Linked DNA regions of Homo sapiens: region 1 is linked to region 2. Evidence: read pairs that join two places in POLR2A ChIA-PET (ENCODE). Cell type or tissue: PC-9. All regions are shown on one strand. Each heading gives the region's core, and the rest is flanking DNA. Links, peaks and the distances in the headings are about the cores only. Region 1 has its middle 22 kb from the start of AKR1C1. Region 2 has its middle 17 kb from the start of AKR1C2.

Region 1 (5,494 bases), core at 263-5,262, 79 kb before region 2:
CCTGGGCTCTTTTGATGACTGAAATAAAAGTGGGAGAGAGCCTAAGGAAATTACCCTGGGGACATCATGGTGCCTTGTGGTGCTGAGGCTGTGAGCTTTGAAGTGGGCAGCTGAGGGCTTGGAGGCTTCTGAGAAACATTCAGACCTCCAGGACCCTCTCTTGAATTCTGACCCTGAAGAAGAGGTGTCCAAAGAGCGATAGACTCACCAAGACAGTGAAACTCGCTCTATTTAAGTCAGAGTCATCTGGAGAATGGATAGAATGGAGGACTTACGCATCTCTTTCAATAAAGTATGTTTCTTCTAAGTGTAACAGACATCATCATGCAAAGTAGGTTTAGGGTGAATGCCATGTCGCCTCTATTTTTCTCTTGCAACTTGGATATATCAGAATGAAAGCTGACAGAAAGAAGCAAGAAGTCAGGAGCTCACGTTCTGTGTTCTTCCCCGCGGAGATGAGGGCTCCTGATGAGTGATCAAACGCTAGAAGGGGGTGAAGAGTACCACATTATTACCAATGCCCAGGACAGATGCCAAGCTGGGCAGTGATGGCGTGCAGAAAAGCCTCAGGGGAAAGACACAGCAGAAGGGGAGAGGGAGCATTTCTGTCTTTGATTCCACACCTGGGAAGGAAGCAGAGTCAGGATTAGTGAACAATATTCAGAATTATGCTTAGTTGGATCCCTTCATGTAAGTTCTGAGAAACTGCTGGGTGATGCCCAGGCTGAAATATGTGCTGAGATCAGCAGCCTTCCCTTGAGCAAAGTAAAGGATTTTGTTTTTAACAACAAAACACATTTCTTGTGTACCCTGAGTGTTTCCCAGAGACTCTCATGACCTAGTGCTTACTATGGAGGAATGTTTTCATTCAGATGAAGGAAAGCTTTCCATCAATGCAAGCATTGTGACAAGTTGATAGCCATTGCAACCCAGCTGTCCCTCAGAATGAGTGTGTTCACTGGAGGAGGTGACAACATCTTCATCATATTAATGAAAGCAAATGTCTAGGTTTTTTAGCAAAAGCACGAACTCTGAAAGAAAGCATAGTTACACATTAACCAGCTTGCCCTGTAGCCCACTTCCATGTAACTTCTTACACTTTGGAATCATGTAGTCCCTATCACAAGGTCCTAACCTCATAGATAACATCTCAAACAGTAGGAAATCTCACGTTTTCCACTCGAGATATTTTCTGCATCATGCATTATAACAGTTCTACAGATGCCATCCAATCTACAGCCCCCTCCGAGGAACTGACTCAGCCCCACAATGCAGTTACCACATCCTTAGGCTTTCATAGTCCACACCCTGGCCAGTCAGCACCCCGCCCTGCTCCTCAGCCCCCTGCCTGCCAAAATTCCCTTGAAACCCCTGTCTAAAACTCCTCAGGGCAGTGAATTCGAAGTTTCCTCCTATCTCCTCATTTGTTTGCCTTCAAGTATTAAATCCCTTCTCTGCTCAACAGCCGCTATTTCTGTGTGTTGATCAGTTACTGTACAATGAGCACAAACACGGGGATCTTGTACAGAGGCTTGTCCTGTCAGGTTTCCACTGGAAAGCTGCCATAAGCCCAAGGAGAAAGTGAGGCACAGACAGCGTCTTCCTCAACTTCCTTCCAGAGGATCGCACTACACACCCAACAGCAGGCTCTCAGAAGTCTTAACATATAAAAACGTAGTAGATAGGTAAATAGACTTGCAGAAGGATAGGTTTTCCTCCCCTCAATTCTTAACATATTCACCCTCACTCATGCACATTCTCATGTACAGTTTCCCAGTTACCCTCCCTAATCAGATGCTCTTACCAAACTGTGTCCTGTGTCCGGCTGTGTGCAGTTGGGGGTGAAGGGAAGGGAGGAAGGAAAGACAAGAGACTTGGCCCTGATGGTCCTCAGTCGTGGGGAGACCAATCTTAGGCCATGCACTATTCCTTCATTGCCATTGTCAGGGCCATGTTTGCTACTTCTGGGACTGGGTTTTATTACTTTCCTTCACCTTTTCTGCTTTGCATGGGAAATGCAGATACCCATGTAGGCACAAAAGGGCATTTTCTTCCCTCTCTCTTCTGAAGTTTTGATAATTAGAGTGTATAAAACAAACTGACAAGTGAAAGGTTAATATAAAAAGACAGCAAATTTGTATATATGTACATGGACATCAGATTCCTGCCAATAAGAGACTCCAGGGTGGTCCTGATGACAGAGGGTTTCATCACATCCTGAGGCTACAGAGAGAACAGGGGCTTGGGGTCTCTGGGGGAGGTGGAGTCTCAGGTAATGGGGGAGTGGAAGAGGCACACATGGTGAGCCAAGGCTGTCCCCACATAGATGTGAGCCTCTCAGGGGCTCGCCAAGCTGACCTCAAGAAGGTAGGTGGCGGCCTGTGGAGAAGCTTCTCAGTCAGACCTTTAAAGTGTCAGGATCTTAGTCTGTTTTTCCTGGAAGTTAATCTTTCCTTGATCCAATAAGGCATATAAAGGGGTCCTCAGAGAAAGGCTTTTACCCTCTGTTCACTTCACTAATGTACATTTCCTCAGCACTTACAAATCTCTGCGAGAGAAGAAAGCTTTTCAGGTCTATTTGTGTGTCAGCAGCCTCTCTGAATTGTGACCCCTCTGAATAGCCACATAAAATATGCCAAAAAAGTACATTTTGAGTGGCACATTTTGCTTTCCTTCGCCCTGTATAACACGTCTTAAAAACAAGAGTGTACCATGAGGTCCACAGCCGGTGGCCCCACTCCTGCCTCCTGAACAAAAGCTTCAACAAAAGGGATAATTTAAAAATGAGCAGCTCTATTTCATGGGCCACTTTCCAACCACCTGGCACTAAAGTAAAAGACCGGTGCAACTCAGAACAGGTACAATGATCCAGGCTTGTGACTGGCAGGTCTAGAATGCCATAGAAGTCCCCTAGTCACTGTGAGTCAGCAAGATTTTCCAGAGAAGGAGGTTGGAGATAACACTATGGAATCACTTTTAGAGGATCACGCCTGGTGGATGTGAGTGCCTTATTGAGGGGTGGGGTAGAGCAGACTTTTCTGACACGTGAAAGCAAATGGGCCTGCTCCACCCTTCAGTGCAAACCAGCCATCTGAAGCTGCTCTTATTTAATCATAGGGAAACAGTCACTTGCTTCAGTAGAAAACATTTTCAACTTACTCTACTATCGCATAAAGCAAAGGCATACAGTTGAAACCACTTGTGCTTTTAACATTTCTGGACCCTCCTATACCTATGAATAAATTTAAATGACTTGCTTATTCCAAATGAAATCCCTATGTTATTTAGGAAACATGTTTAGGAAAATACTGGACTGGAGAGAAAAACAACTCACAAAGAGTCCTGTACTCTTCCGGTGACCTACTTCACATTTAGAAGTTTGGTTAGTTTTTATGCCAGTCAAAACATCCTGCCATGTAACTATGGAGCATGTTCAGTAAAATCAAATGTTTTGCCCACACAGACAATAAAAATGAACTTTAATGTTTTTTGCCTTGGTCTTCAAAAATGCACCCAAAGGAGAAACACTGCATTTCCCAAACAGGACAAAGTGATTTGGTGCCAATCTCTTAAGAATGAAGAATGAAGTGTTTAGCTAGTTTGAGAGTCAAGAAAAATTGAGAAATGCAGAACTCAAGTTTCACACTAGAATATCGTTGTTACAAGTAACAGGAGGAAAGAAAAACCCATAGTCTTGGCATTACCCATCATTTTTTAGGGAATTTTCTATACCTTCTCTGTATATTGATTTTTCAACCTTGGATGCCAAGAAGGTATAAAATCCCATGTCCAGGCATCAGTACACACCCTCTTCTCTCAATGAGAGAAAAATACCTAGGACTTGTGGGGATACAAGGAACCCTTTGGCCAAGTGATTAGTCTTTGGTCCTTAACACTCAGCCTAGTACATTTTGGGCTGGGAGAGGGGAGGTGGAAAAATGGGGAATATTAACCTCACGACTAAACAAACACTAATGTTCCTTAGTGGAAAAAAGGTTATCCTGTTGAACCAGCAAAATGACTAGAGGTTTCTGCAAACGGCTAGAGGTTTCTGCAGACATTCTAGTTCATCAAAATATTTTAATTAATTTTAATAATCTTAGCGAGGTGCTAAAAGAGGGACCCTAATGGGATGTGAGACAAACACAAAGAGATTTTAGTTTTATGAAAAGCAAACTCTATGACTTCACAAACTAGATTTTGTATTAAGGTCGCAATGTAGCCAAGTAATTCTGGGCATGACTGTTTAAAACAGGAATGTGAAACCAGAGAAAGGCAGCCCTCCTTTGGCTGGGCGATGGCATAGCAGACCAGGAACTTTCCCCCACATGGTGCTCTATACAGGACAGGGGTGAATCAGCTCAGCTACACCATGTGCCTTAGAGACTCTGAACATGAGACATGTGGAAAAAGACCCTAAAAAATAATTACAGGCAGAATGCAGGAAAAACAGCCAGATGGCCAGGCATGGTGGCTCATACCAGTAATTCCAGCACTTTGGGAGGCTGAGCCAGGAGGATCTCTTCAGCTCAGACCAATCTGGAAAACACCTTGAGAACTCATCTCTGCTAAAAAGAAAAAATTTTAAAAATTAGCTGGGTGTAGTGGCACCTGTCTGTAGTCTCAGCTACTTGGGAGGCTGAAGTAGAAGGATTGCTTGAACCCAGGAGGTCAAGGCTGCAGGGCATTGTGATTGCACCATTGCACTTAAATCTTGGCAAAATTTTTTACAGTGGCAACACAGGTTATGGGATGGAGAGAAGAACAAGCCTGGCTAGCAAAAGAGGTTTCATTATTTAGATGAAATCTCCCAGGAAGCAGCCCTCAGAGAGAACAGCTGAGAAATGTTTTTCTTTAGACCTTTAAAGGTATCAGATTCTCAGTTAATCTTTCTTCTATCCAAGGGAGATTCTCAGAGAAAGCCCAGCTGTAACAATGCAAATTTTCTCTACAGATGCAAGTATTTCCCACTAAAGACAGCTTTTTGTCCCTTCTAATATTTCCTGCTTTTCTGAATAGCTGTCTTGAAATGTGTCAAATAAATGTATTTTAGTGTAAAATGTTTTGGTTCCCTTGAAGCTCAACTTTGAGTCCAACTAAGACAAGAGGGGATTTATAACCATAGAGCACGGTGAGGTCAGAGGAGAAAAATTACTAAGAGAAAGCACCCAGAGATGAGGGTGGCAGCAGCAAGGCAGAAATTCTGGAATACCAAATGATATGGTTTGGCTCTGTGTCCCCACTGAAAAATCATGTCAAATTGTAATTCCCAGTGTTGGAGGAGGGGCCTAGTGGGAAGAGATTGAATCACGGGGGCTGACTTTCCTCTTACTGTTGTCATAATAGAATTCTCATAAGATCTGGTTGTTTGAAAGCATGTAGCACCTCCACCTTCTTTCTCTCTCTCTCTCTGCCTCTCTCTCTCTCTCTCTCTCTACCTCCCCCTCTCCTGCCAGCCAAGTGAAGACATGCTTGCTTCCCCTTCACCTTCCTC
Region 2 (5,211 bases), core at 212-5,211:
AAAAGGAAAGTCAGCCCTCATGATTCAATCTCCTCCCACTAGGCCCCTCCTTCAACACCGGGAATTACAATTTGACATGATATTTCGGTGGGGACACAGAACCAAACCATATCGTTTGGTATTCCAGAATTTCTGCCTTGCTGTTGCCACCCTAACCTCTGGTGCTTCCTCTTAGCAATTTTTTCTCCTCTGACCTCACCGTGCTCTATGGTTATAAATCCCCTCTTGTCTTACTTGGAGTCAGAGTTGAGCTTCAAGGGAACCAATACATTTTGCACTAAAATAAATTTCTTTGACACATTTCAAGACAGCTATTCAGAAGGGCAGGAAATACGAGAAGAGCCAAAAAGCTGTCTTTAGTGGGAAAGACTTGCATCTGTAGAGAAAATTTGCATTGTTACAGCTGGGCTTTCTCTGAGAATCTCTCTTGGATAGAAGAAAGATTAACTGAGAATCTGATACCTTTAAAGGTCTAAAGAAAAACATTTCCCAGCTGTTCTCTCTGAGGGCTGCTTCCTGGGAGATTTCATCTAAATAATGAAACCTCGTTTGCTAGCCAGGCTTGTTCTTCTCTCCATCCCATAACCTGTGTTGCCACTGTAAAAAATTTTGCCAAGATTTAAGTGCAATGGTGCAATCACAGTGCCCTGCAGCGTTGACCTCCTGGGTTCAAGCAATCCTTCTACTTCAGCCTCCCAAGTAGCTGAGACTACAGACAGGTGCCACTACACCCAGCTAATTTTTAAAATTTTTCCTTTTAGCAGAGACAAGTTCTTGTGGTGTGTTCCAGGTTGGTCTGAGCTGAAGAGATCCTCCTGGCTCAGCCTCCCAAAATGCTGGAATTATTGGTATGAGCCACCACGCCTGGTGATCTGGCTGTTTTTCCTGCATTCTGCCTGTAATTGTTTTTTAGGGTCTTTTTCCACATGTCTCATGTTCAGAGTCTCTAAGGCACATGGTGTAGCTGAGCTGATTCACCCCTGTCCTGTATAGAGCACCATGTGGGGGAAAGTTCCTGGTCTGCTATGCCATCGCCCAGCCAAAGGAGGGCTGCCTTTGCTCTGGTTTCACATTCCTGTTTTAAACAGTCATGCCCAGAATTGCTTGGCTACATTGTGACCTTAATGAAATATCTAGTTTGTGAAGTCACAGAATTTGCTTTTCATGAAACTAGAATCTCTTTGAGTTTGGGAGTCTCACATCCCATTAGGGTCCCTCTTTTAGCACCTCACTAAGATTATTAAAATTAATTAAAACTTTTGGATGAACTAGAATGTCTGCAGAAACCTCTAGCCATTTTGCTGGTTCGACAGGATAACCTTTTTTCCACTAAAGAATATTAGTGTTAGTTTAGTGATGAGGTTAATATTCCCCATTTTTCCCCTCTCCCAACCCAAAATGTACTAGGCTGAGTGTTAAAGACCAAAGACTAATCACTTGGACAAAGGATTCCTTGTATCCCCACAAGTCCTAGGTATTTTTCTCTCATTGAGAGCAGAGGGCCTGTATTGATGCCTGGACATGGGATTTTATACCTTCTTGGCATCCAGGGTTATACAATCAATAAACAGAGATGGTATAGAAAAATCCCTTAAAAATGATGGGTCATGCCAAGACTACAGGATTTTCTTTCCTCCTGTCACTTGTTACAATGATTTTCAAGTGGAAACTTGAGTTCTGCATTTCTCAGTTTTTCTTGACTCTCAAACTAGCTAAACACTTCATTCTTCATTCTTAAGAGATTGGCACCAAATCACTTTGTCCTGTTTGGGAAATGCAGTGTTTCTCCTTTGGGTGCATTTTTGAAGACCAAGGCAAAAACATTAAAGTTCATTTTTATTTTCTGTGTGGGTAAAACATTTGATTTTACTGAACATGCTCCATAGTTACATGGCAGGATGTTTTGATTGGCATAAAAAGTAACCAAACTTCCAAATGCGAAGTAGGTCACCGGAAGAGTACAGGACTCTTTGTGAGTTGTTTTTCTCTCCAGTCCAATATTTTCCTCAACATGTTTTCTAAATAACATAGGAATTTCATTTTGGAATAAGCAAGTCATTTAAATTTATTCATAGGTATAGGAGGGTCCAGAAATGTTAAGAACATATATGATTTCAACCGTATACCTTTGCTTTATGGGATAATGTAGTCAGTTGAAAATGTTTTCTGTTGAAGCAAGTGACTGCCTCATTATTAAATAAGAGAAGAGCAGCTTGAGACGGCTGTTTGCTGAGCGATGTGTGGAGCAGGCCCATTTGCTTTCATGTATCAGACATGCCTGCTCTACCCCACCCCTCATTAAGGCACTCACATTCACCAGGCATGATCATCTAAAAGTGATTTGATAGTGTTATCTCCAACCTCCTTCTCTGGAAAATCTTGCTGACTCACAGTGACTAGGGGACTTGGGTGGCATTTTAGACCTGCCAATCACCAGCCTGGATCATTGCACCTGTTCTGAGTTGCACCGGTCTTTTACTTTAGTGCCAGGTGGTTGGAAAGAGGCCCATGAAATAGAGCTGCTCATTTTTAAATTATCCCTTTTGTTGAAGCTTTTGTTCAGGAGGCAGGAGTGGGGCCACCGGCTGTGGACCTCATGGTACACTCTTGTTTTTAAGACGTGTTACACAGGGTGAAGGAAAGCAAAATGTGCTACTCAAAATGTACTTTTCTGGCATATTTTTATATGACTATTCAGAGGGGTCACAATTCAGAGAGGCTGCCGACACACAGAAAGACCTGAAAAGCTTTCTTCTCTCGCAGAGATTTGTAAGTGCTGAGGAAATGTACATTAGTGAAGTGAACAGAGGGTAAAAGCCTTTCTCTGAGGACCCCTTTATATGCCTTATTGGATCAAAGAAAGATTAACTTCCAGGAAAAACAGACTAAGATCCTGACACTTTAAAGGTCTGTCTGAGAAGCTTCTCCACAGGCCGCCACCTGCCTTCCTGAGAGCAGCTTGGGGAGCCCCTGAGAGGCTCACATCTATGTGGGGACAGCCTTGGCTCACCATGTGTCTCTTCCACTCCCCCATTACCTGAGACTCCACCTCCCCCAGAGACCCCAAACCCCTGTTCTCTCCGTAGCCTCAGGATGTGATGAAACCCTCTGTCAACAGGAACGCCCTGGAGTCTCTTATTTGCAGGAATCTGATGTCCATGTACGTGTATACACATTTGCATGTCTTTTTATATTAACCTTTCACTTGTCAGTTTGTTTTATACACTCTAATTATCAAAACTTCAGAAGAGAGAGGGAAGAAAATGCCCTTTGTGCCTACATGGGTATCTGCATTTCCCATGCAAAGCAGAAAAGGTGAAGGAAAGTAATAAAACCCAGTCCCAGAAGTAGCAAACATGGCCCTGACAATGGCAATGAAGGAATAGTGCATGGCCTAAGATTGGTCTCCCCATGACTGAGGACCATCAGGGCCAAGTCTCTTGTCTTTCCTTCCTCCCTTCCCTTCACCCCCAACTGCACACAGCCGGACACAGGGCACAGTTTGGTAAGAGCATCTGATTAGGGAGGGTAACTGGGAAACTGTACATGAGAATGTGCATGAGTGAGGGTGAATATGTTAAGAATTGAGGGGAGGAAAACCTATCCTTCTGCAAGTCTATTTACCTATCTACTACGTTTTTATATGTTAAGACTTCTGAGAGCCTGCTGTTGGGTGTGTAGTGCGATCCTCTGGAAGGAAGTTGAGGAAGACGCTGTCCGTGCCTCACTTTCTCCTTGGGGTTACAGGAGCTTTCTCATAGACACCTGACAGGGGGATCTTCTGTATAGGACCCGCATATTTGTGCCCATTGTGCAGTAACTGATCAACACACAGAAATAGTGGCTGTTGCAGCAGAAAAGGGGTTTAATAATTGAATGGCAGACAAACGAGGAAGTAGGAGGAAACTTCGAATTCACTGCCCTGAGGAGTTTTAGACAGGGGTTTCAAGGGAATTTTGGCAGGCAGGGGGCTGAGGAGCAGGGCGGGGTGCTGACTGGCCAGGGTGTGGACTATGAAAGCCTAAGGATGTGGTAACTGCATTGTGGGGCTGAGTCAGTTCCTCAGAGGGGCCTGTAGATTGGATGGCATCTGTGGAACTGTTATAATGCATGATGCAGAAAATATCTTGAGTGGAAAACGTGAGATTTCCTACTGTTTGAGACGTTACCTATGAGGTTAGGACCTTGTGATACAGGGTACATGACTCTAAAGAGTAAGCAGTTATATGGAAGTGGGCTACAGGGCAAGCTGGTTAATGTACGCTATGCTTTCTTTCAGACTTTATGCTTTTGCTAAAAACCTAGACATTTACTTTCATTAATTTGATGAGGGTACTGTCACCTCCTCCAGTGAACACACTCATTCTGAGGGACAGCTGGGTTGCAATAACCATCAATCAACGTTGTCACAATGCTTGCATTGATGGAAAGCTTTCCTTCATCTGAACCAAAGGATTCCTCCATAGTAAGCAATAGGTCATGAGAGTCTCTGGGAAATACTCAGTGTACACAAGAAACATGTTTTGTGGTTAACAACAAAATCCTTTACCTTACTCAGGGGAAGCCTGTTGATCTCAGCACATCTTTCAGCCTTGGCACCACCCAGTAATTTCTTAGAACTTACATAAAAGCATCCAATTAAGCATAATTCTGAATATCGCTCACTAATCCTGACTCTGCTTCCTTCGCAGCTATAAAATCAATAACAGAAATGCTCCTGTTTCACTAATTTTTGTATTTTGTTTTTAGTAGAGATGGGGTTTCACCATATTGGATAGGCTAGTCTTGAACTCCTGACCTCAGGTGATCCACCGACCTCAGCTTCCCAAAGTGCTGGGATTACAGGCGTGAGCCAACATGCCCAGCATGAAATACGCTTTCATATAATTCTTGAATACTCCACTTAGAGGCCATTGCAAAACCTTTCCTGACACTCCTTCTTCCCCATCTTCCAGGATTGCATGTGTCCTGTTTCCTTGTGTGCCATGCTGTATTATAATTGCCATTTGCAGTCTCACCTTTTGTTGGCTTCAAGCTGCAAAAGTTGTAGTGATTTTTGTGTAGACAGGCAGAACTTAGCTAGTGCCTCAGCTTGGATCCTCAGTGGGCTGCAATGAAGGCATAATCCAAAAGCAGGGTCTCCCAGAAGCCTCAGTGGGGAATGACCTGCTTCCAAGGTCATGGGTGACTGGCAGAATCCAGTGCCTTCCG

Evidence for each region. Peaks named below come from ENCODE experiments on the same cell type or tissue, not always from the same donor. Only the 100,000 strongest peaks of a DNase experiment are listed, where the experiment ranks them.
Region 1: POLR2A ChIA-PET joins it to region 2 with 15 read pairs; 2 of 35 experiments call an interaction of 5 or more read pairs at or near these places.

Annotation. Positions count from the first base shown.
Region 1 is chr10:4,938,774-4,944,267 of GRCh38, forward strand. No RefSeq gene overlaps it. Among named protein-coding and RNA genes, the nearest start is that of AKR1C1, 22 kb to the right of the region's middle. RefSeq lists a cis regulatory region at 2,685-3,256. In PC-9, for the core only: no CTCF peak of the experiment used is centred there; DNase peaks (open chromatin) are centred at 1,198, 2,938 and 4,238; H3K4me3 peaks cover 669 bases; H3K27ac peaks cover 5,000 bases.
Region 2 is chr10:5,018,041-5,023,251 of GRCh38, forward strand. No RefSeq gene overlaps it. Among named protein-coding and RNA genes, the nearest start is that of AKR1C2, 17 kb to the left of the region's middle. RefSeq lists a cis regulatory region at 2,193-2,550. In PC-9, for the core only: no CTCF peak of the experiment used is centred there; DNase peaks (open chromatin) are centred at 1,101, 2,381, 4,091 and 4,481; H3K4me3 peaks cover 1,129 bases; H3K27ac peaks cover 5,000 bases.